Linked DNA regions of Homo sapiens: region 1 is linked to region 2. Evidence: chromatin loops called from intact Hi-C (ENCODE). Cell type or tissue: dorsolateral prefrontal cortex. All regions are shown on one strand. Links, peaks and the distances in the headings refer to the core of each region. The heading gives the core; the rest is flanking DNA.

Region 1 (8,435 bases), core at 436-8,435, 130 kb after region 2:
TGTATGAAAGTGTGTAGGGAAAACAGGTACCTTTCGACTTTGTCACTAGATTGCAGCGTGTCCACTAGGGAGCCTTCTTGGACCATCTTTTTTGAGCTCTGATTACATGGAGAGGGTGGAAAATTTTGAAATTAGATATGCATTAATTTCATGAAATACTTTAAGAACCATTTTTGAAATATATATGTAATTTAAAAGTCTAAAAAAGAGGTGACTTTTAAACATGAAATTTAGCAAGCACATCAAAATAAACTATAGGGTATGCATTTAACACCCATAATACTTCAGACTTACATAAAATATTAATGTCAGTATTAATGCATTTGATAGATCTTTTCTTTCTTAATGAGCCACCCCAACTTTTACAAATTAAAATCTCTTAAATCTTTTACCTTAAGCAAAAAAGCTATGAATTTTTGTCAAAAGAATAGTATATTTAAAAGACTCAAGGTTCCATTTGAACTTTGGATTTTCTATACTTTTCACCTTTTTGTCTTCAATGGAGAAGACGGATTCCCGTCCCAAGAAGTTAAGCCACGGAAGCCCTGGATGTCCCCCACCCACAGATTGCCCTGCCCATGGCACTGGCACCTTATCTGCCGACTCCTGGTCTTGCTCCTGCTGGATGATTTTCATGTATTTCTCTAAAGGATTTTCACTGTGAGCAGATTTGTCTTTTATTTCTTGATTACTCATTTCTAATTCATTTTCCATTTCTAATTCCTTTTTTATTTTAATCTTCAGTGATTCTTCAATCATCTTCTATAAAACAGGCACCAAAACAGAAAATACACAAATACATTTGTAAAACTTTTAAGTGTTTTAAAAATGCACTAATATTAATCCCGATCCTTCAAGTACAGCCTGTATGCCAGAGGACTAATTTTTAAAATTGAAGTCATTGCTATCATCAAAGGAAGACAAATATGTCATCTCAATGAAGGAAGGTATTAATTGGCAAGTGTCCTGTGCTTTGGACTTGAATTAACCAAGAGTCCAAGGAACATTCATATGTTAGAGTAATTCAAGCAAGACTTAGCAGGTGTGTTAAGTGGACAGAGTAATCCATCTGCTAGGACTAGAATTGGGACACAGAAGGCAAGAAGAGAAATAGAGGAAGGAGGGAGGGAGTGTGTGCCCCTGGAAGCAACTGTGAACTGGCAGCCACTCCTCCCTTGGGTTCTAGTCCCAGCTAGCTGGCACTGACAGTCTCTTCTTTAAACCCTGTTTTCAAAGCAAAGTTCTGCAGCAAAGCACAGTCTACCTTTTTTACAGGCTTGTTTTAAGGATCAGATGAGAATGTACAAAAATTACCTTCAAAAACTATCCTTTACTACAAAACTCCTAAGCTTCACATTCTGTGCAGCCTTTCCCACTGCTTTTAAGACAAGGAGAGGACAGGGATGCCTTTTAAGGCATCTGCCGCACCTCTGACTTTGTACACCAATTGACTCCCCTCCCTGAGCTCAATGTACTTACGAAAGGTGTACAATGGAGCAACCAGTTCAGAGAATCAAGTCATACTTATTACCCTTTCCTGATACAGTTTTTCTAGTTCTCTTCGTTCCCTTTCTAAAACTTCTTGTAGGTTACTCTGCCTTCTTTCTTCTCTCTGCCTTCGTTCTTTCACTTGCTGTTCCCGTATTTTTTCTTCTTCCTTTTGTTCTTCAATTTGTTTCTGATCTACACCTAATAGGACAGAAAATAAAGAGTAGCTTCCAGTATCAGATTATTCAAATGAATGCAGGACCAGTCTGCAGGAGCCCTTGCCAAGACCCACGGAGACTCTGCTTGGCTTTTAGTTGACTCTGTGACCTGCTTCAAGTCACTATTTCATTTTCACCGACTTCAAGCTCCCGACCCCACTCCTTGAACTGTACCCTACTTCACTTGACTGAGACAAATACGTCACCCTCACCATAACCAACTCCAACTGTCCTCCTTCCATGTCACATGTTCTCATCCTCTTCACAGATCTCCTCCCTCCTTTCCAAGGCAAACCCTGCATTTCTGCCTCTGCCTTTGATTATAATCCCTCCCCTATCTTTAGGACCCAGACTGAGCCATTAATCCCTATTTCTGTACACAGTAGTTTTAGAAGTCTTACTCCCATAAAGATGCTCAAGTCTGTCCTACCCCAACAAAACAGAACAGAAATCACACCACTGCCCTCCCCCCGCCATTCCAGCCATCTCACTGTTCATTCCCCACTTCCTCCAAACTGACGGCAGCCCTTCCTGGGGTTTTAGCCATCACTTGTATATGGATCCTTTCCCTATCTTTTCCTCTACTCCTGGTCTCTCTCCCTAGCCTCGCGTCCACATTTCTGATAGTTCCTTGCCATCCGCATGTGGAAACCCCACAGCACTAGCTTCGTCCCAGGCATGATCATCCCGGTCCTTCGATCATGCTCTTTCTACCCTCTATCCACTCAGCCACCAGTGTTTGCAGGTTCACACTCCCTGTCCTGTGGCTGCAACAGGGGCCCTTCTCACCATCTCCCTGGACTACTGAAACAGCCCAGTCAAGGCTCTTCCTGAAGCCAGTCTCTGCCTTCCAACAACCTGTGGTCATCTGCACCAGGCATTTCCTGAGGGGAAGATGTGGATCTGCTGTGCAGCATCTCCGCTCTGATAAGAGTCCTACGCCATGGTAGTCTGGGCTCTGACAACCTGCCCTTTTCTTCCCAGATTGATTTCCTACATCACCACCAACTTTGTACGAGAAATATTTCATCTGTACCAACCCACTCACTGGGGCCTGGCCGTGGCTCTATCTTCCTTGCTTGACATTCACCTTCACTGTCTCCTCAGCCTGTAGCACTCCCTTGCTCTCACAAAGTCTGAAATGCTATTCAAGACCCAACTGAAATGCCACCTCCTCCTTATTCCTGAAGTGACAACTAACCACTCCAGCATCTCACTTGCAGGATATCTTGTACCTGATCTGTCAAAAACTACATGTACTTGTTTCTTCCACTTCTATTCCTTCCAGGCAAGGTCCATACTTTAATTACTTGTCTGTTCCCTCTGCATCTTGGCACAGGTCCCTATATCTCAAAAGTTTTAATTAGACCCCAATCCCAGAGACAATTATGCTGACCTTTCTCTTCTGGCTCTGACCCATAACCTACATTTTTTTTTTCAACCCAAGCAATGCTAATAAGTAGAAAAATTCATAGGTTCAGCAGAGGACTTTGAACCTTTTTGCTGTGCCTTGTTCTAAAGTGATCAGCAGGAACTGAGTTTTACTAATAGGAGAGAAGCAACACAGTTTCTTCTCTCTCTCCCCCATCTCTTCTGAATCCTTCTCATGAAATTAAAATACCAGAGGAGACAGCTGATCATTTCCACAGGCAGAAATGCAACTTCCTCCTTGCTAGAGAAGAAAAAATAGTTACTCCTAAACAAGATTGCTTTCTTATATGGAATAGTAATCTCAAAATAGGAATGTTGTTTAAGCACCAATTACAAAATAAAGAGGAAGAGTGAGCTGCTTCTCTACTCTGGTGTATATTTTGTAGCTGCAGGGTGGTATACAGAAATCTCTTGGACACAAGGGGAAAGGAAGGAAGCATGTCCACGGGGCACCTCCGAGACACCAAATTTCAACCTTTTTGAATTCCCTTTGTGCCCAGATGAAGAGATGAAATGACAAATATAACAATTTCTCAATAACTAAAATGTCACTCGCCATGCTGCTTAATAATTTTTAAAGCAAATATTATAATCTATGTTCCATCTCAGCAGCAGAACACCTAGTTACTCAGTTGATTTCCCTTATCCTATCACATTATTTGTATTCCCTCGCTCAGGTCTGTGCCAAATGAGTGCCTGTAGACACTCCCTCTTGTGGCCACGGCCCCTACTCAGCTGCTGCAGCCCCTCCCTGCTGCGGTCCTGGGTGATGGCCTGCTGACCATCTGCCTCCCCTGCTAGAAATCCAGGAAGGCGAGGGCTTGAGCTATATGCTCAGCGCTGAGCAAAGTGCCCAGCAGAGACAAGGCTCTAGATCATGTCTCACTGAATGCTTTCCAAAGCAGATTTACTCTGGAATCAGCAACATCAACCCTCTCAAAATCTCTTGCCTCTTTCAGTTATTTTATATGTTCCTGGGTACCATGACTAAAACCAAGAAACTGCTAACAGGGGTTTTGGGTATGATGTTTTTCCAACGTTTGGGAGGGACTAAGAGGTGGCTTTACTTGAGAAAATTCCTTTCAGATTTGAGGATTAAACACTTGGTCCAAGAAGAAAAGGACCTGGCTGTTGGCTGAGCCCTGGAACAAAGCACAAAGCTCCCACGGCTCTCTTCCCGTCTCCCTCCACCCGCAGGGAGGGAAGTGGGTAATCTGGAGGAGAAGAGGAAAAAGAGGAAGTGGGCCAGAGAAGAGAAGTCTGATGGCCAGTTTTCCTCCAGTGCTACGCTAACTCGGTGTCACAGCTTTTCCAAAGATTGAAATACGAAGTTTTTCTGTCCTAATTTCTTAAGACACAAAGGAAACAAGTAGATAGAAAAATAAATAATATTTAAATGTTACAATCATATTAAAGATATATGCTGGGAGTTAATTATTATTTCAATTTTTCACTGTGATTTCCCAAACTTTAAGGTTCCCAAGGAACAGTTTTTGCAGAAGAGTCTTGGGGAAAAGTCCAACTACTATGCCAGGCACTGAAGAGTAAATGAAAACACTTTTTAAGCAACTGGCCTGGGAAGCCTAAATGAGAAGCCTTTCCTTCCAACGTGTCCTTTCTCAGCACTGTCTTTACATGTTCACATGGGAATTACTTCAGAAATGTCATTAACAATATAATGACACCTATAACCCCCAACCCAAGATTTTGACTAATTTACACCTACAAGATGACTTCAGTGATACATGAAATAATTCACAGAGCACACGGACTGGTATTTAGTATGCGACCCTGCTGACTGTTAGTTCAAAAAAAGAACTTACTTGGGTGCTGATATGAGAGGGGCACAGCAGCTGCAGCAGCGTCCACATGAGACATATCCCCGGCAGGAGAAAGCCCGCCCATTTCCAACTGCCTTGGCATGTTCCCTGCAGCTGCATGAGGCACAATTGTCCCATGAGTCCTTAATAATAACACCAAGACAAAGAAGGGCAGTGCAGTGTGGGGGCAACTGACTGGAGCACGGGAACTGAAGCCAAAGTAACTGGGTGCGCCCTTTCCTAACAGGATTCTATGAAGTTCCCAACATAACCACTTGGCAACGTATTTGCTTGTCAGAGTGTTCTCGTAGTTGAAAGAATTAACTTTGTTTACAAAATGAGATTCGTTACCCAACAGGAAAATCAACCCAGTGACAGTGAAGAATTCAATTGGCTTGCTGATCATCATTTGAATTCTATTAAAATATCAATGATTTAACACAAAGACTTTAACAAATATTTACAAAATTTACCAAGCCCTCTCATTTAACTGTTCAAAATATTAACACTTTCAGATTTGAAGATGAAGTTTACAAGGCTAACCAATAGCTTATATGCAAATATAAAGATTTCTCAAGCTGGAAAGAACCTTAGAGATGATAGGCTCTACATGCTTATTTTACACTTACAAAGTGGCTACAAAGTAAGACAGTCTAAGGCAGGGCCATAGCCAGGACACCAGTTTCTGGACTCTTAATATTCTTTTATCTCTATTCTTTTACTAAAAATGAGGTTTTCTAAATCTGAGGCAATCAACTGAATCAGTATATTTAAAAAATAACATCCTTAGGCCGGGCGCAGTGGCTCATGCCTGTTATCCCAGCATTTTGGGAGGCCGATGCAGGCGGATCACTTGAGGTCAGGAGCTCAAGACCAGCCTGGCCAATATGGTGAAACCCCATCTCTACTAAAAATACAAAAAAACTAGCTGGGTGTGATGGCATGCACCTGTGGTTGGTCCCAGCTACTCGGGAGGCTGAGGCAGATGAATCACTTGGACCTGGGAGGAGGAGGGAGATTGCAGTGAGCCAAGATCGGACCACTGTACTCCAGCCTGGGCAACAGAGAGAGACTCCATCTCAAAAAAATAAAAATAAACATTCTTGTATTCCATCAAAGGAAAAAATAAATAAAAATCACTTATTTAAAATCTGATAAGTTAATAATTCATTTATAAGCTTAGCTCAAACTCTGAAATTATTAGTCATACTGAAATTTTTAAAAAGTAAACACACACATGAAAATCATCATGGTAGAAAAATGAGGTGATACATCTGTACTTGTGGTTGTATCACAAAATAATAATGACCCAATTTGTAACTGCTTTTCTTTTTAAACCAATGGATACGTTTCACCAAAACTAAGCTTTCTAGATTTTCAACATATAAAAACTGGTATTTATATTTGAACTTACATTCAAAAGATGATTCAAACTCCTCATTATCCTTAAAAGCTAGCTTGTCCACATCTGAAAATTCACTTTTGTCTTGAAGTTCAGTTTGTCTTCGATAAAGACTAGATTGGAAGGATAAAACTCGTGAAGTTTCAATAATGGAAAACCAAAGAGTACAAGGTGACAAAAAGCCTTTTGTGACTCAAGAAAAGGCTCTACAAAATTCCCTTTCTCTTTGTCTTGTAAATAGCTCCACCTCACCACCACCACTAGGCATTGTTCTCAGCAATTAATACCTGTTTAATCAGTTACTCCTTGTAACTATTTCATGCTGTGAAGTAGGTACTACAGTTGTTAATAAAGAATAATGTTGTACTCTGAATGCTATTCCTAGGAAATAACCATAAAACATTTCTGAAAAAAAATTCTGCACACTATCAGCATGAACCAGATGAAGATGCAACACCACAACCTTGAGTGAGCAAAGCGCCCTAACTCAGCATATGTGTGTGTCTTATCCTTCCTTTTGGCTTATCACAAAAAAAAAAAAAAAAAAAAAAAGCTTTAGGACTACGACAGGCCCATGTGGCAGAGAACTACATTAACATGCAGATGCCCGAGATCGAGCCTGGAGCTAAGGAGTCAGTTCCCTCTGCTGTGGGGCCCAGGTATGGGTAGGAGTCTGCTCATGACTCAAATCATAGCCTGGCTGACCCAGTGGACTAGTTTCTAAAAACATCCACTCCTTCCTGTTTCAACAATCATACACCAGAGCCTGCTACCACGTTTGAATTTATTTCAATGATATGCAGGTCAGAACCTTATCTGTTTATATTTCAATGCCAAAATATTTTAAAAATGACTTTTTAATGATGTGTAAAATTGTTCCAACTTTATAAATAACCTCCATTTGTTTGCTTTCAGATTTTGTACATTTGTTTTTTATCTTAATAAACCAAATCTATTCACAGAACTAGGAAGATGCTTATTAATACCAGATTGCATGGTCCATATATCAAGTTTAGCAAATAAGCATTATCCACTTATTTGCTAAAAGCAATCTTTTTCCCTCCAGGTAATTTAGATGATTCTCAAAGATGACATATCATTTTGCAATCTGATTGCAAATTCTATACTGCCACATGATCTATAATAATTATCTCAAAAAAAAAAAATCCCAGTAAAACAAGTGAAGGCTGACAGAGCAAGTAACATTATTCAGCTGAAGCTAATCAATCAGAACGTTATACTTACCCCACTTTCTGCTCCGGAGGGCTGGAGACAGGAGGGATGGAGAGGCTGTGCCTAGACTCAGTGGGTGATGGTAGGGGCATTCTGTCAGGACAAGGACTGGGGGAAGCAATGTGTGATCTGCCCAGACCTAAGGTGCAGAAAGAACCAAGGCAAGAATATTACCAATTGCACGGAGAAGATACCAACGTGGTTTCTAAAGAGCTCTACTAGTTTGAAAATAAACTGTTATCCTCACAAATAGCCAATTATGATGCATAAGATCCAGAAAACTAATGATTCAAGCACCTAAATTAAATTGCAGTGGCAATAATAAAATGCAGGAAACCAACAGGCAGCAAAGGCAAGGCAACTATCACTCTCTAAACAGCTCTGTGTGCCAAACACTAGACCTTGCCACTCTGGCCCGCTGACCCTCACGGCAACCCTGTGTCGTGGGCAGGGTGGCTACCCAACTCCAGAGCACCCCGCAACCCTTTGTGCGGGTGGCTTACCTTCCAGATACATTTCACTTTCGAGGCTTCTTTTTGCTTTTGGAAGGGGTGTGGAAGAGAGGCGTCTGGAGGAAGTGCCCCCGCGGAGCCTCGAGGCTGCACTGCCTGTCAGTGCTTCCACGACGTCATTCCTTTCTTCAAGTGTGCCCACTTGAGGCTGCTCAGAGACAACTCTGTCCTCTCCAAAAATATGTCTTTCCGGGGAACTGGAAGTAATGTTTTTGAAGGCTTCCAGCAAGTGCAGAGATGGTGGGCTCTTTGCTGCTAGTGGGCTTTTGGCAGAGTTTTTAATGACTCTCCGATGGTAACTTCTGAAAGCCTTTTCCAAGCGTTCGGCCTC
Region 2 (15,780 bases), core at 4,875-12,874:
TAGTGCTGAGCCTCCAAAATGGGTCTTTAGAATTAAATTTGGCTATTAGCCCAGACTTACTCAAATTTGTAACAAGCAGTGCTTTGTATTTCAGCATGCTCCCTAGCCCCCAACTTTGTAACTGGTTAGGGGAGGGGAAGTGGGAGGAGGTGCATGAACAAAAAACAAAAGCAGCTGCTGGAGAGAAAACCCAGTGAAAGGGGGTGAAGAAAAACAATTCGGCCACAACAGCTGTTCAGATTCTCAAAAGAAGAAGCCTTCACTTTACATTTGATCTCTCTAAAGTTTTTGAAGGTTTCGAGATGTTCTTTATTTGGGGAGAAATGAAATGAAGTCTATGAAGCTGGTGGATTAATGTATAAATGAAATTGATTTAGGAGACCAGTGACTCTTGAATTAACACAGCCCTTGCCTCTTTTTACAATTCTGAACTATTGTTTAATATTCAGCATCAAGATGGATTCAGAGGGTTTTTTTTTTTAATCCCATTGTGTCACGAATGGAGGATATAACTGGCTCAGACCAAATCTTCTCACATCCAAGATCAAATAGGGGTTTTTAAGCTTATGGCAGTAGAATAACAAGTACATGTGGTACAAGGCTAGGAAACTGGGAAGGCAGGCAGCAGTAGAACCTTGATCTATCTTGTGGGAAGCTCTTATGATAGCTAATTACACATATTGCTGGTCTAAAAAATCAGAATTACCCAGGCAACATGGAAGAGGCAGAATGGTTGGCTGGACTAGAAAACTCCTTCTTGGAGGCGGTCATCTTCATGTTGTACTAGAAAACTCCTTCTTGGAGGCGGTCATCTTCATGTTGTACAGATGGCCTACGTATGTGCAATATTTACATCATTGCGTTTCTTAGCACCACGGGCGAGTTTGGCATTTTACAAGGTAGCTCACTCTGAAAGGTAATTTTATCATAGTATTTAGGAAATATTCCACGTCAGCCACTGAGTTTAAGAAACTGTGTGAAGAACTAAAATTCTTCATAGAGCCACATTTGAGTATGGAATGATTTGGTATGCTGGAGGCCATAGCACATCTTTGAACATCAAATAATTGGATTTTTTGAGCATCAAATAATTGAATTTTTCTTTTCTTTTCTTTTCTTTTTTTTTTTTTTTTGAGACAGGGCCTCACTCTGCTGCCCAGTCTGAAGTGCAGTAGCATGATCACAGCTCACGGCAGTCTTGACCTCCTGGGCTCAAACGATCCTCTTACCTTAGTCTCTCGAGTAGCTGGGACTACAGGCGTGCACCACCATGCCTGGCTAATTTTTTAATTGTAGAGATGAGGTCTCGCCATGTTGCCCAGGCTGGTCTCAAACTCCTGGGCTCAAGCAATCCTCCTGCCTTGGCCTCTCAAAGTACTGAGATTATAGGTGCGAGCCACCACATCTGGCGTGATTTTTCTTGAAGGCAGATGTGGGCCTGAACTGGAGGAAGCCTGCTCTGAGCCTCACTCTATCTTGATCCCAGAAATAAATTTATTGTATAGCCTTAAGTTTTAGAGAGTTCAGGACACCTAGAGGATGGTTGTGGTGTAAACTGCTTGCCTGGTCAAACCTTAAGGATCTGCTTGGACTCTTCAGGACACATACCCCGAGAGTGTCAGGCCTGAGCCCCAGCTGGTCCCAGAGGTTTAATTCCTAGCACACCTAGTTTGTCTAACGTAGGGGTCTGCAAACTGTGTCTGCAAAGAGCCAGATAGTGAATATCTGTTGCAAGTAAACGGTGTTGTCGTAGTACAAAAGCAGCACTAGATGATACGGAAGTGAATGGGTGTGGGGCTCTGTGTCGATATAATTTGATTTGTGCTATAGTTTGCTAACCCCTGATCTGGAGAGAGGGCTCCCAAACAAGTGAGTCCACATGCCTCCAACAGGACTGTGGGGGATAGAACTCAGGAGGGATTGGGATAGGAAAAAAAATCTATCTGTATTGTCACTAACCTCTAACTGAAACAGCGTTTGTTCTCTTACGAATACAGGCAGCAAACCAGTGACTTAGCAATACTTGTGACTTTGGTCATTAATAGAAATCAAAGGTAATTTCATATCCCATTACAGTTATTGCAGGTATCTCAAAATATCATTAAACTCATCACTACTTTGGAAGTGTATGTTATACCTCCACTAGCATTAACAGAACATATGTATTCTACATTTATATAAAATTAAATGATTACATATATTTATTATATATTATGTATTTCAAACTTGTTTTTTATTTTGATGTATTTCAATTTAGTTTTCTTTCTAATGCTATGTATATTTTTTCGTGCATTTAAGAACATTGTTCTGTAAAGGAGATCTGGAGGGTTCAGCTGACTGCCCAGGGAGTCTAAGAAGCCCTGTCTAACTGGTGTCTTCATAATGGGGAGAACCTCCCCTTCCTCAAATGATCCTATCCCTCTCCTCCCAGCCACTGAGGGGCAGTCATCTCTAGCTCTACGGAGATGCCCCCACCCCATTTTCCCATATCATATTCCACCCAGCCTTCAAAGCCCTGCATGAGTCCACCTAGTCCTTTGTTCCTCTGGCTCCACCACCCTGGCTGCCAGACACAGGCATTCACCCCCGGCCCGTCTCATGGGGTGTTCTATTTGTTTAGTTTATGTTTCAGCCCTAGTGAGAGTCAGTTCTGGAATCCAATGGATCTGTGATTCCTTGTTGGAAGGAACCACTTCTCTTGCGCTGAGTAACGCATTGGTGTTGGATGACGGTGTTCATGATGACGAACTTATGCTGTCCTGACCATGCCTGGAGACTGGCCCTGCATTGGAGAAGATCCAAGAGTCTGCGTGGTAAAATGATAATGAACGTGAGCTTAGGGGCAGAATGCTGATGTGTTTATTCTGCTAACTATGTGCTTTGGGCAAGTGCCTATACTTATTCTCCCTGAGCTTCAATTTCCTCATTGGTAAATTGGGGATTATACTTACCTTTCAGGATGACATCAAGAGTAAATAATATACTGACTCTAAGAAAAGTGCCTGGAGTGGTGCCTGGTGCATGGCAAATGCTCAGTACCTGTGAGGTAGTATTTGCCTGGGCTGGTTGATGGTTGGGCGCTGGGGGTTAGCCTGGTATAAATCGAGATTTTGAGGTGGTCCTGTGAACCCAAAGATGCCTTGAGACCCTGCGTGGGAGACAGATGGAAGGAGATGTCTAAGCCTGGTGTCAAGGTGCTCTCACCTTGCAGAATCACAGTGGGCTGTGGTGGACCAGGAGAAGACCCCTTAACAAAGTATGGGAGTGAGTCTGTCTAAGTCAGCTAGCCCTTAATGAGGTCCTCCTCGAGTGAAGCTCTGATTCTGACACCCATGTTAGGTTGTGGTCATTTCTAGGACCCAGGGTCCAGCCCCAGAGATTCCTAGATAGTTCTAGGACCATCTGGTGGAATCAAACTATGGATAGACCCATTAATATCCAACTGGGTCCTCTTTCGTTGAGTCTCCCGCCCTCTTGAGGGAGACTGATCTTTAGTAACTTCTTTATGAGACTGGGTCAGGTGGGCCTCCTGTTGTTGTCTGTGGTGCTGCAGGTCATGTGCTTTGGTGGGCACCAGTAACTGTCATTGGAATTGCCAAGGTGGTGGGAATAAAGAGAGATGGGCTTCTCTGTGATTGAATTGAAGTTTGGTTGTGAGTGTGGGTCATGAGCCCTGACCGGGTAGGAGACAGAAGCCTGTGGTTCTTCTCCTGGTTTCCTTAGGGATTTTCAGCTGGCTCTTGGGCAGCTCCTTCAGGTGGTAGCTGTTGTGGCAGAATAGAAGAGTGCTGGACTGAGGAGCAGAGACCTGGGTCTCATGAGATCATGAGATCAAACCACTTAAACTCTGTGTGCTTAAGTGACTTCGTTGGCAATAGAGTAATACCCTCCCTGAAGAATAAATGAGGCGATGTTGAGAAAGCATTTTATGAGCAAGCCATTTTCATTAATGCAATGGGGGAAACATGCTATGTCTAGCTTAGAGGGCTGAAACGGTCAAATGAAATAATCAACGTAAATGCTAAAAAAAAAAAATCCAGTCCACATTTATGGAATTGCCTTTATTGACAAATTGAGCGAGGGTAAACATTCGTGTATTTAAGGCATGGAGTGTTTCCCAGTTGCTTTTGAAGGTACCCATTGTCACAAAGGAGTAAAGACCTTACTAAATGGGATCTTATTTGTATTTCTGTAGCAAAGGATTTTTGTTAAAGAAGATTCAAACTCAGAGATGGTAGACTGAGTCTGCCAGGAAAACCACACACTTATACTCCTGTTCCATAGTCAACTAATATTCTGCTTCTGCTACAAACTTAATGATCATATAGGAATTATGAATTTAGACCAACAAATGCCAAAACTTGAACTATACAAGTGTATAGTTTTAGTGTAACTTTGTGTTGTCACTTTTTGCTTCTATGTGACACTTAGCAATTCTTTTTTTAAAATAAAACAACATTAGAGGTCATTTAATTGTAATGACAAATAAAATCAGCAGGTAGACTTAGGATTTCAAAGCATCTCTTTCTTGGTTGGGAAAGCTCCCTGGAGGTCCAACTTGTAGTCCTAGGTTGAGTAGGGATCAATAGGAGAATTTACTGAAGGGGCCCTATGCTCAGTTTCACCAAGTTCACAGCCAGGTTCTTATGATCTGCATCCTTCAGGTACAAGTGTGTGTTCTCTACTCCAGTAGCAGACTTGAACCCAGAGTCCCCAGTACAAGGAAGCACATATTTTTGGATTTTGCCGTGTGACCTTGTCTGGCTGGCTGGACTTTAGGAACAACTGGTCCTCATCCCTGGCAGGTTTAGGGGGAGAGTGAAACCAAGTCAGATGACTCTGAAGCTCCTTCAAACACCACGACAGAAGGAATGGATTGAGCAAGAATAATTTTTATAGACTTGGAAGTTTGAGTCCTTTTTTTTTAAAAAAAAAAACAAGGAAGTGGGGCATTCCAGATGGTAACACAAGAAACCAGGGAGATGAGAGCAGATGAAACCTTGAGGGAGAAAATGAAATTCTCTCTGAATTAGGAGAAGCGGCTGCTTTCCCTCACATCTTCCTGTGTCTGTAACTAGCTTAGTGTTTGGGATGCTTATTTTCTATTTTCTCTGCATTTTTTTAGCTGCCTCAGTGACCACTTGACCATTTATGCCGAGGCAGTAGTGGATGTTTCCAATTCAGTGCTCCTTACCTCTTAGAAAGAGAAGGATTATGCTTTCTTCATGATTGTGAGTCAGTCTATGTTCAGATTTACATTCAACTAATATTTTTCAAATATTGGCCCAGATAATTTCAAGATATGCTATCTGATCCTCAAAACAATCTTATAAATGAGGCTCAGAGAGGCAAAGGGACATTGCAAGTCATACAGGGGTTTGCATATAGCCTCCTCTCTGTAAGTCTAGAACCATCTCTGCAGCTTCCTCCTGCGTTCACCATGTTGTGTGACTTTTGTAAATACTTGAACTCTATGGAAACTCAGGAATGATGTGAAATGTTATTAGTTGGAAGCCTTGTCAGAGAAAAATGGGCTAGAGAGTTCCGTTTGCAGGCTTGAGACTATAGTTGATGGGTCTGATTCTGAATTAAAACATCCTTTAGAAAATAGATCCCGCTTTTTTTAGAGACTATCCAAGATTTAAAAGTTAAGCAGCTTTGGAATATAGCAGGCAGATAGTTCTCCTGTAATGCTTGCTTTGAAACCATGAACAATGTGTGCATAATCAGAATCTTGGATTTGCTTAATACCATTTTTTCTTGCTGAAACATTAGGTGAATGCAGAAAACTGCGCCCACCTGAACTACATGACGTCAGAATACACAAAACACGCACGTGGCACAACCTCATATGTCTACAGCTACCTCAGTTTACCCCGCGTGTTAAGAGCCACACCTGTCCATACCTGGTGTTATGACTGTCCCTCCAATTTCGGGTAACCCTCCCTCCAGCCCTTCCCAGTAACTCACCAACCGCAGCCCTTCCGACACCCACCCCACAGCCAACTTCAGGCCTTTTTCTAGGCGAAGTGACACATTTATTGTTGTGTTTATGTATTTCTTAACTATTTAATGTGTGTAAAATGGTGCTACTATTTTTATTAGGTTGCAATCTTTTTGTAAATGTCACTGATTAAATTTTTGAGTGTTGCTTTCCTAACCCCATTTTTCCCATAAGCCCTGTGTTTTTTATTGTGCATTTTGCAAAGAGTGATGATTTTTAGGACCACCTATGAGGCATTACCGAACAAGTGACTGTGTGAAGCTTTTGGACTAAACCTTCCATCTAACTTCACTCTATTAAATGAGTTATTTTCAGGATAAGACAGTCTCATCTATTTACAAATACTTTATCATATAATGAAGTTCTACTTATGATTTATTCAGAATCCACACAAGAAGGCGTAGATTTGCTCAAGGAACAAAATTAATGACATTTTAAAATCTTACAACTGGAGAGGATGATTAATGGGAAAAGAGCTAACATTTCATGAAAACTAGCTTTATGCCAGGTCCTGTTGGATGCCTTCCAATAATGACTGCATTTCATTCTCATGTCAACCTGTTCGGGTGGTAGGGAATTTTGGCATGGAGAGAGTGAAAGTTGCTCAATGTCCGTACAGCTCCTAAGTGACTGGGCTGCGAGTCACCACTGAGGAGCAGCCCATCTGGAGGTATGATCACAGCAACATGGGCTCCAGACTGTTCTTGGTCCTTGTTGTTCATCGTCTTTCCCATTCCATACTTGCGTGTTTCTGTCTTCTGACACAAATAGACTACTAGTGGGTTCCTGTGGGTTGCTGCTGACAATCCATCCATTTACCCAGGCTACATTTTTGTATCCATTTTTTTCAACCTTTTAATTTTTTATCACCCCACAACCTGGGAGACTTTTTAAGCATTTTTTTTCCTAATTGCCTCCCTATGCAATCTTTTTTTTTTTTTTTTTTTTTTTTTTGAGACAGAGTCTCGCTCTGTCATCCAGGCTGGAGTGGCACCATCTCGGCTCACTGCAACCTCTACCTCTTGGGTTCAAGTGATTCTCCTGTCTCAGCCTCCTGAGTAGCTGGGATTACAGGCGCCCACCACCACGCATGGCTAATTTTTGTATTTTTAGTAGAGATGGGGTTTCACCATGTTGGTCAGGCTGGTCTTGAACTCCTGAGCTCAAGTGATCTGCCCACCTCAGCCTCCCAAAGAGCTGGGATTACAGGCATGAGCCACCATGCCCAGCCCCTATGCAGTCTTAACACCCCAGATACACTGCATATCTGTCTATGTGCTGTGTGTATATTTGTGCTTTATATGCATTAAAGAGTAAAGTTGTTTTTGCCCCTCAAGAAGTCATTTTCATCCTATTGGGGTGATCTTGCCTGTGTTGAAAAGGCATGTTCTGTATCTTCAGTTATTTTTAATATGTAGATCCGCTTTTAAAATTAGTATCATGCTACCTTAGAAGCATATACCTGAGTTTGTGAAGACAAGCCCCCTTGTCTGGGCTGTGATTCCTAGTATCTTATGATGAGCCCGACAGGATGACACAGCCAGGTGACTCACATAGAGCTAAGCTCTGTGAGAAAGCGAGGCCTCAGAGGTAGCACATGATTTCCCTTCTTCCAGTTTCTCTATATAAAGAAATAAAGAGCACACATCAAACCAAACATAAATGGAAAGAAATCAATGGTTGAATGACACATGATTCTGGCTTGTCAGCCCTAGTTGGCACCTTTCGCTCCAAATCATCATCTTTCTAAGATACTAAATTATAGATTCCAACCAAGGTGATTAGTGCTGCTCACACTTTAATGTGCATTGGCATCACCCATGAATCTTGTTAAATTGCAGATTCTCATTCAAGTAGGCCTGGGATTCTGCATTTCTGACAAACTCCCAGGTAATACAGCCACTGCTTGGTCCCAGAACCATACTTTGAGCAGCAGTAGCCTAAGAATACACAGAGGCAATTAAAACTAGCTCTCAAACTATTTTAAGAATTTCAGAAAGCCGAAAGCAGTGGTTCTCACTCAGAAGCGATTTGTTCCCCAGGGGCCATTTGGCAATGTCTTGCAGACATTTTTGGTCGTTATAACTAGAGGATGCTACTGACATCTAGTGGGTGGAGGCCAGGGATGCTGCTAAATAGTCTACAATTCACAGGACAGCCCCCATCAGAAAGAATTATCTGGCCCAGAATATCCATTGTGCTGAGGTTGGAAACCCTTGCCTAAAGGAAATCACACACTTACTCCCAGTAAAGCAGCATGGACAAATACAGATACCCTCTCTCCTTGGCAAGAGTGATATTCAATTCAATGTGATAGCCCCAAATAGTTTGTAGTGGTCAAGCTCTGCAGTTGACATTAATAGATTACTCTAACTGATATGGGGAAGTAAGTTAATTGTAATATAAAGAAATGCAGTTAAGCAGATTAAAAGGAAAACACTTTTGGAGTCATGAGCTGTCAGAGGAGATTTACATGTAGCAAAGGAGACCCTGCTGGTTGAAGGATGGGAATGCCTGTCCCTTATTGGGCAGGAATTGGGTGGGCTGACCAGGCTGTGTACGCCTGGCTGGCACTGTTTATTGGAGTGGTGTTCGAGCGAGCCCATCTGGACATTTTTGGAACAAACTTGGGACATTCCTTTGGCCTTCTGAATATGACTTGCAGCTGGGTAGGGAAGTAGTGCAATATTATCCACAGATTGAAGATTCTTTCAAACAACAGAAATAATCAAGAATTCACTGTGGAGGATTTTCCCCTCCAGAGAGTAACAGATAGATTGATGCGTAGATCTAGGTATGCTTATTAACAAACCATTCCTGTTTCATGGGATGTACATGTGGCAGCATCTGGATTATTTAATGTGTTAATATAGTCAGTTTGTATATGAATAATTTAAAACAGTAGCAAGAGATAAAAGTAGCTCATCTGAAGAAGGGTTGTTTGAGAGCTTTTTTTCTGTCAAGTATAATTTTACTCTCAGGTTAAATGAAATTTATTAAGATGCAATTTGCTCCTGGGAGGTATTTGTGAGTTTAACCACAGTCTGTCTTGGAAGATATTATGACAGTAAGTAAATGTCACCTGGATAATACTGATCCATTCACAGAAGGGAGAAAAAGTGTGTTGGGTCAATTAAGGTGGTTTAAAAATGTGTTGACTCTGAAGAAGAAAAGTATCTAAAGTACACAACTCTAACAAATCTCAAGGCCAGTGGGACTTTACAGACTGAGCCCAATTGTGTTGAGTCTGTGTATTGTATATACTTAACACAAGCAAACACAGACTTTTTCTACAAATGAAAACATGTCTGCTGAGCAGTTGACTCAGTCATCTGGAATAAATGTTCTTTATTTGTGTTTCCATGGGTAAAATCAAGTTAATGAACTGAACCATCACAATTTCTCTTATTTAATTTTTAAAACTCTAGATTACCCTGTCTTCTATCTCTATGTAATTCCTGTGTTAGAGCAAACATAGGAAATTGTCAATATGGCAGAGTGCGGTGGCTCATGCCTGTAATCCCAGCACTTTGGGAGGCCGAGGCAGGTGGATCACCTGAGGTCAGGAGTTCGAGACCAGCCTGGCTAGCATGGTGAAACCCCGTCTCTACTAAAAATACAAAAATTAGCTGGGTGTGGTGGCACACACCTGTAGTCTCAGCTACTTGGGAGGCTGAGGCAGGAAAATCACTTGAACCTGGGAGGCAGAGGATGCAGTGAGCCGAGATCACACCACTGTGCACTCCAGCCTGGGCGACAGAGCAAGACTCTGTCTCAATTTGAAAAAAAAGAGAGAAATTGTCAATATGGGGCCATGTTTTACCTACAAAACTAGCAATTTCATGTTGTTCTGTCTAATATTACTTAGGAACATTTTAATTCTTGCATTAAAAAGTAGCTTTTATAAGCATGAGGGTTAATATCTAGGCATAATGTGTTTTCTGAACAGCTGGCTCTGTTTTTCGTCTCTGTGCAGGATATGATTTCACACCAGTAACCCTTCAACTTGGGGTGACACCTTTCATAGGAGTCATGGTAGTTCTTTCTGTTATTTTTCTAGCCATATGGAGGTCTCATTTCTCTTAATTCTTAAAATGATGGACTACCTGTCTTCTAGCTGTATATTATTTACTTTTTTGTTCATAAGCACCATACTTAAGATTTTTTTCTTTTATTTTTAAGGAGAAAAAAAGGCTGCAGTGAGCTATGATTATGACACTACACTCACCCAGGATGGAGTGCAGTGTCATGATCATAGCTCACTGCAGCCTCGACCTCCTGGGCTCAAGAGATCCTCCTGCCTCAGCCTCCCAAATAGCTGGGACTACAAGTGTATGCCACCACACACGGTTAATTAAAAAAAAAAAAAAAAAGTTTTTCTAGCAACAGTGTCTCACTATGTTGCCCAGGCTGGTTTTGAACTCCTGGGCTCAAGTGGTCCTCCCATCTGGGCCTCGCAAAATGTTGGCATTACAGGAGTGAGCCACCATGCCCAGTCCCATATTTAAGATTTTTCTAAAGCCCTAATTTTAAGATTTTCAAAAATGCTAATTGTATCCTACTGTTTCTGCCCCAAGAACCAGACACCTAGATCTCAAGATATGGACAGGTATTTATTGGAAAGAAATGAGGATTTTGAGGTCATAGAAGTGTCTAAAACATCAAGATTTATTAAAATGATTTTTTACAGCTGATGTTCTAACATTCATTATTGTTTCCTATGATAGAGATACAAATTGAGTCACTTTTCAAACATACTTTACTGTTGAATACCTATAAAAATCTCATGGAACTAGCAGTCCTTAGTATACAGTCAGGAAAATTCTGTTTTACACTAGTCACTTTCCAGAAAGGTTTATTAATAACTGGCTATATAATTCTTTCCCCAGAATATGTTGTTCTTTGTGGATTTTTTCACCCCCCACCCCCAGCTTTTGGTCTATTCCAAAATACACACGGGCTTGACCTAAGAATTTTGCTAAAGGAATTATTCTCCTCTAGGGAAATGAAGCAGCATGTTTCAACACAAGCTTAGAAATCTTAAAACAACTAAAAATGAAAAAAAAAAGTACCAGGTCGTTATTATGTTCTGCAAAAATTAGATTTACGGGTTTTACTGTAGCCATTGTCAATGCCTTACTGAGGGATAGGATCATAGCAGAAAGATGCTAAGGAGCTTATGGTCCCCCTGGGCTGTTGTGATTATGTGGATATATTTAGAAGCTACAAAGAAAGCAGAGCATCAGCTGAGATGCCCCAGTAGACACTCTCAAATTCAGATCTCTCCCATTATGAGAAAAACCCTCAAAAGAAAATATTCACTTGGCAAGGAATGAAGAGCTTTTTTACTCACCAAAATGATGTCGTAATGTTTCAGGGAGAACAGTGACTGCGACTTACTTATTATTGTCATTTATATCTCCTAGGGCTGAACAGTTGTCAGAGAGGATAAGAGATAGGGGGAGTGTATGGGAGGCCTGCTTTGGTTCTCTGCTTATATAAACCTCCACATTTTAGCAGATTTATGTTTCATCCTTAAAATGAGTTAAAAACAGCAGACCCTTTTGTTGCAGATGCAAGATATAACATGTAAAGTGGTTCCATAGCAAATTGCTATTTAGAAAAGAACCCAACGTTATTTTTAACCAACTGTTTGATCTCCTGTATTCTTTCTTATGTGGTTTTATGAATTTTTGTTTCACTTGTAAATAATCGGTAGCAAATGAGTGTGTGAGGCTATGATTTAATTTGTAACAAGGTACAATAAAATACCTCAGCCTGTGACTCAACTATTTTAAGAGGACAAATATGCTAAATAGGAATATTCGTTTCTAACCCTATAGTAAATGAAATGTACCTAAGATCCATGGCTGAAAAAACCTGCCTTATACAAATTCACATAAGAGAGATCAAATGTGGTGAAGGTTGCTTGATAAACTTCTATTGTCTAGCTTGTCTGATGAGCTAGATTTCACAGTATTATGTCCAGATTTACCACAATAATACTGCATAGTTTTTTTCAAGTCTTCGATCTAAGAGGTTCTAGTTTGAAGAGGAGGGGTTCTGTGTCATTCATACAGTGGCTGTGATGCACATCCGTTTGATCTGTGGGCTCATTTAAAGGCTTAGTGGACTGAAATGTTTTGGGGTCACCTGGAGGGGATCAGTGTGTCTGGGCTTTGCTTCCCTGTCTTCCTTACGTATGTGGAAACGGTGAGTGTTGTTCCCTGAGATGTCCTAGAGAGACAACCTTTTCCCAAGTGACAGTGAGTTTCCGTCTTGGAATCAGCTTTGCTTATCCCAGGGAGGATCCAGGCCTGGCGCCAGCAAGTTCTCCCCATGAGGTCTCTGAGGATGTGGAGAGAAGGAATGCCCTGCAGAGTTTCAGCCTGTTACTCTAAACCTCCAGGCATGTTTAAGACCCCTTGGGAGAAGAGGAGGGAGACCTCCATCCGTTTACAACATCTCTGCACAGAAGGCAAATTCTCTTCTCTTGCATAGTACCCTAATGGCAAAGGCATACATGCACCAGGCTCAATTACTTTTAGTGAAGAAAATAAACCAGATCTGTGGAAGGCTTCCCTTCAGTGACTTGGGGAACTCTAGTTTATGAGTGAAAGTAAAGATACGAGCTAGTAGGTGACTTTTGGTGTATGAGCCCTTATTTGTGGGGTATTAAAAACCATGGGCTATCCAGTAACTCAGTAACTCAGGACACACACAGCATTTTGTGGTCCCTGATGTCTTTCTTCGTTTTGGCTGCTGCTTTGGCCATTCAGTCAAATTTGACCATTGGTTTTCATTAAGATTGGCCCTCAGATACAGAGCAGGGAAAAGAAATGAAATTTAAGCTTGTACATGATATAAATTGTCATCAACTCCATTAATGTGTTGGTCAGAGAGAAGGCGGAAGCCAATATTTGACAGGAAGCATGTTTTTTTTTTTTTGTAGATTCAGTGTGACCACCACACCGTCTCGTGCTTGTAGGTAATTTAATTTAACCTAGGAGGAAAATCTAGTCATTTGAGAAACTAAGATAATTAATTATATGCTTTTAAGATGGAGTTCTTAGATGTGAGATCTTGGAGATCCCTGAGACCATGTTTAAGAAATGCTACATTTGTACTGAAAATCTTTGACTTGATATTAAGTTATGATAAACACAACTGCCAATTCAGGTATGTAATTTAGGGATGAAATCTGATCATAAAATGGCCGTCTAGATCAGAGTTTGGCAAAGCATGACCCATGGACCAAATCTGGCCCGCTGTTTTTGAACAGCTCACAAGCTAACAATGGTTTTTAAATGTTTATTATGTATTTGTTTTTGAGTCATGGTCTTGCTCAAGTCACCCAGGATGGGGTACAATGGTGCAATCATAGCTCACTGTAACCTTCAACTTCTGGGCTCAAGCAATCCCAAGTAGCTGGGACTGCAGGTATGCACCACCATACCCGGTGAAGGTATTTTATTTTTGTAGAGACATGGGATCTTGCCCAGGCTGGTCTTGAATTCCTGACCTCAGTACTCCTGCCTCGGCCTCCCAAAGTGCTGAGATTACAGGTAAAGATTTTGTTATTTGCAAAGAGCTTTTCAGAGGAGGGACTAAAATGATAATTCACCCTGTATTTACTGGGTAAACAGTATTAAGACCCCAGATTTTGCCAGTAGCAGTGGCATGTGCCTGTAGTCCCAGCTACTTTGGGAGGCCAAGACAGGAGAATCACTTGAGCCCAGGAGTTTGAATCCAGCCTGGGTGACAGTGAGACCCCATCTATTAAAACAAAACAAAAAACAGATTTTGTCTGAAGAAGTGAGTATTCTTGGACTTCTCAAAATGTCAGTTTGGAGACAGTTTTGGTAGGCCACTTGGTATATAAGCATGGACAGAAATTGATTGTGTGTGTTGTATTAGGTTGGTGCAAAAGTAATTGTGGCTTTTACCATTAAAAGTAATGGCAAAACCCGCAAATATTATGATCTATGTTAGTCCATGTGAGAGCATATTTATGGAGAATACTGACATGATTTGTCAAGTTAGTAGACAAATAATGACTGAACACTCAAAGGCAACATGATTATCCTCCAGCTGTGCCTAGGAGATTCTTGATACCATTTTACTATGTCAATATTCAGCTACGTGGACAACCGCTATTGTTTTGAACGCTCGCTTTTCCTTGAGAAAGGGATTTCCAGAAAAAGAAATTCTGTCATAGCACCAAGAGCTATGCTGGACAGGAGGTTCAAATGTTCATTTTTCTGGCCCTGAAATGAAATGCTTCTTAGGTACACAATTTGCTGTCCAGGTCTAGAGCCGAGCCCAGCAAGAAACATGCCCAGTGCATGGTAGGCAGAATTTTCTGCCTGTGGACTTTCACAAGGCTGCATTGTGGGAACAGAAGCTGCTCAGATTGTTCATTGTTCTGTGACTCCTATTTGGCAGCCAGTGGAGAATTCATTATGCAGTGACTGGCATACTTTTCTTCTGTTTTTTCCCTGCCCTGAGTACAGCAGTGCATCCGTGCTCTCTGTAACCCCTTGCTTCACCCCTTACTGTTCTAATCTTCCCCTCCTTGCCTTCCTCCAGCCTCACTGCTTTGCAAAACCTAGAGACAAGCAGACTTAAATCATATGAACTGATTAGGGGATCAATTTCCCCCAATGCTGAGGAAACACACTTTGTTCTCACATTTGGGTGGGTGAGCCTGCCACCAAATATTAAACACCCACGGACACATAGCAGTGCGTCGGTTCCCCTTTTGGGGACTGCAAGCTCAGACAAATGTCCACAATGGCGAACATGCCACATTTCTCCCTCTGTGTTTCCGCCCCCAAAAGTGTGGCCTCCTGGGCTGAGAGGAAGAAAATTGAGAAGCAGCTCTTTCAAAATTACCATTTGCAGGGTTTGTTGTTGTTGTTGTTGTTGTTTGGTTTTTTTTTGGTTTCTATCTGACTTGCTTTGTAAAGCTGGAAGAAAAGATTAGCATGACTCCGAAAGCACTATTTTTTATGAATTCCAGAGCAGCAGTTCTCAACCTTTAAAATGTATTTGAATCACCTGGGGGTCTGGTTAATATGCAGATTCTGATTTGTTGGGTCTGGGGTGGGGCCAGATTTCTAATGACCTTCCGGGTAATGCTGAGACTACTGGGCCATGGACCACCACATTTGAATAGCAAGTATTAGGTTGGTGCAAAAATAATTGTGGTTTTTGCCCTTTTTTTTGAAAGTAATGGCAAAAACTGAAATTACTTTTGCATCAATCTAAACACTAGTTCAGTGGCTCTCAACCTTGGCTGCACGTTGGGATCACCTGGGGAGCTTTAAAAACTACTGATGCCAGAGCCCCACCCTCAGAGATTCTGGTTTAACTGGTCTGGAGTGTGATCTGAGCCTAGGGAGTTTTTTAAACGCCTCAGATGGTCTCAATATGCACCATTGTGGTTATATTGCAGCTTTACAGGTGTAAGAATCGGATTTGTTCTCTTAAAAGGGAAGATAAGTCTTCTTTTTGGTCCTAGGTCAATCTGAGCTGAGTTCTTCAGCCCTTGAAGAAAGAGCATCCTTCTAACTCACCAGTTCTCAACCAGGGGACATCTGGCAGATGCGTTTGGTTGTCACAACTGGAGTTGGGGGTGCTACTGGAATTAAGTGGATAGAGTCCAGGGGTGCTACTAAACATCCTACAGTGCAACAGCTCCCCACAGCAAAGAATGAAAGGGCCCCAAGTATCGATGGTGCTGAGACAGAAACCCTGGTATAGCTTACCTCACT

Evidence for each region. Peaks named below come from ENCODE experiments on the same cell type or tissue, not always from the same donor. Only the 100,000 strongest peaks of a DNase experiment are listed, where the experiment ranks them.
Region 1: it touches region 2 in a loop (3-fold over the local background); 4 of 110 quality-filtered maps call a loop at or near these places.

What each region holds. Positions count from the first base shown.
Region 1 is chrX:13,760,381-13,768,815 of GRCh38, reverse strand. It overlaps OFD1 (OFD1 centriole and centriolar satellite protein), which reads right to left. Exons shown (of 23, transcript NM_003611.3): 16 at 8,096-8,435; 17 at 7,605-7,731; 18 at 6,372-6,472; 19 at 4,961-5,071; 20 at 1,532-1,689; 21 at 592-762; 22 at 31-98. Among named protein-coding and RNA genes, the nearest start is that of OFD1, 30 kb to the right of the region's middle. RefSeq lists an enhancer at 7,567-8,066. In dorsolateral prefrontal cortex, for the core only: CTCF peaks have their summits at 3,650 and 3,853 (motif pointing left); DNase peaks (open chromatin) are centred at 3,885 and 5,055; H3K4me3 peaks cover 1,040 bases; H3K27ac peaks cover 7,984 bases; H3K27me3 peaks cover 5,842 bases.
Region 2 is chrX:13,890,584-13,906,363 of GRCh38, reverse strand. It overlaps a transcript of GPM6B not described here. Among named protein-coding and RNA genes, the nearest start is that of GPM6B, 81 kb to the right of the region's middle. In dorsolateral prefrontal cortex, for the core only: a CTCF peak has its summit at 8,130 (motif pointing left); DNase peaks (open chromatin) are centred at 6,683 and 8,083; H3K27ac peaks cover 8,000 bases; H3K27me3 peaks cover 3,647 bases.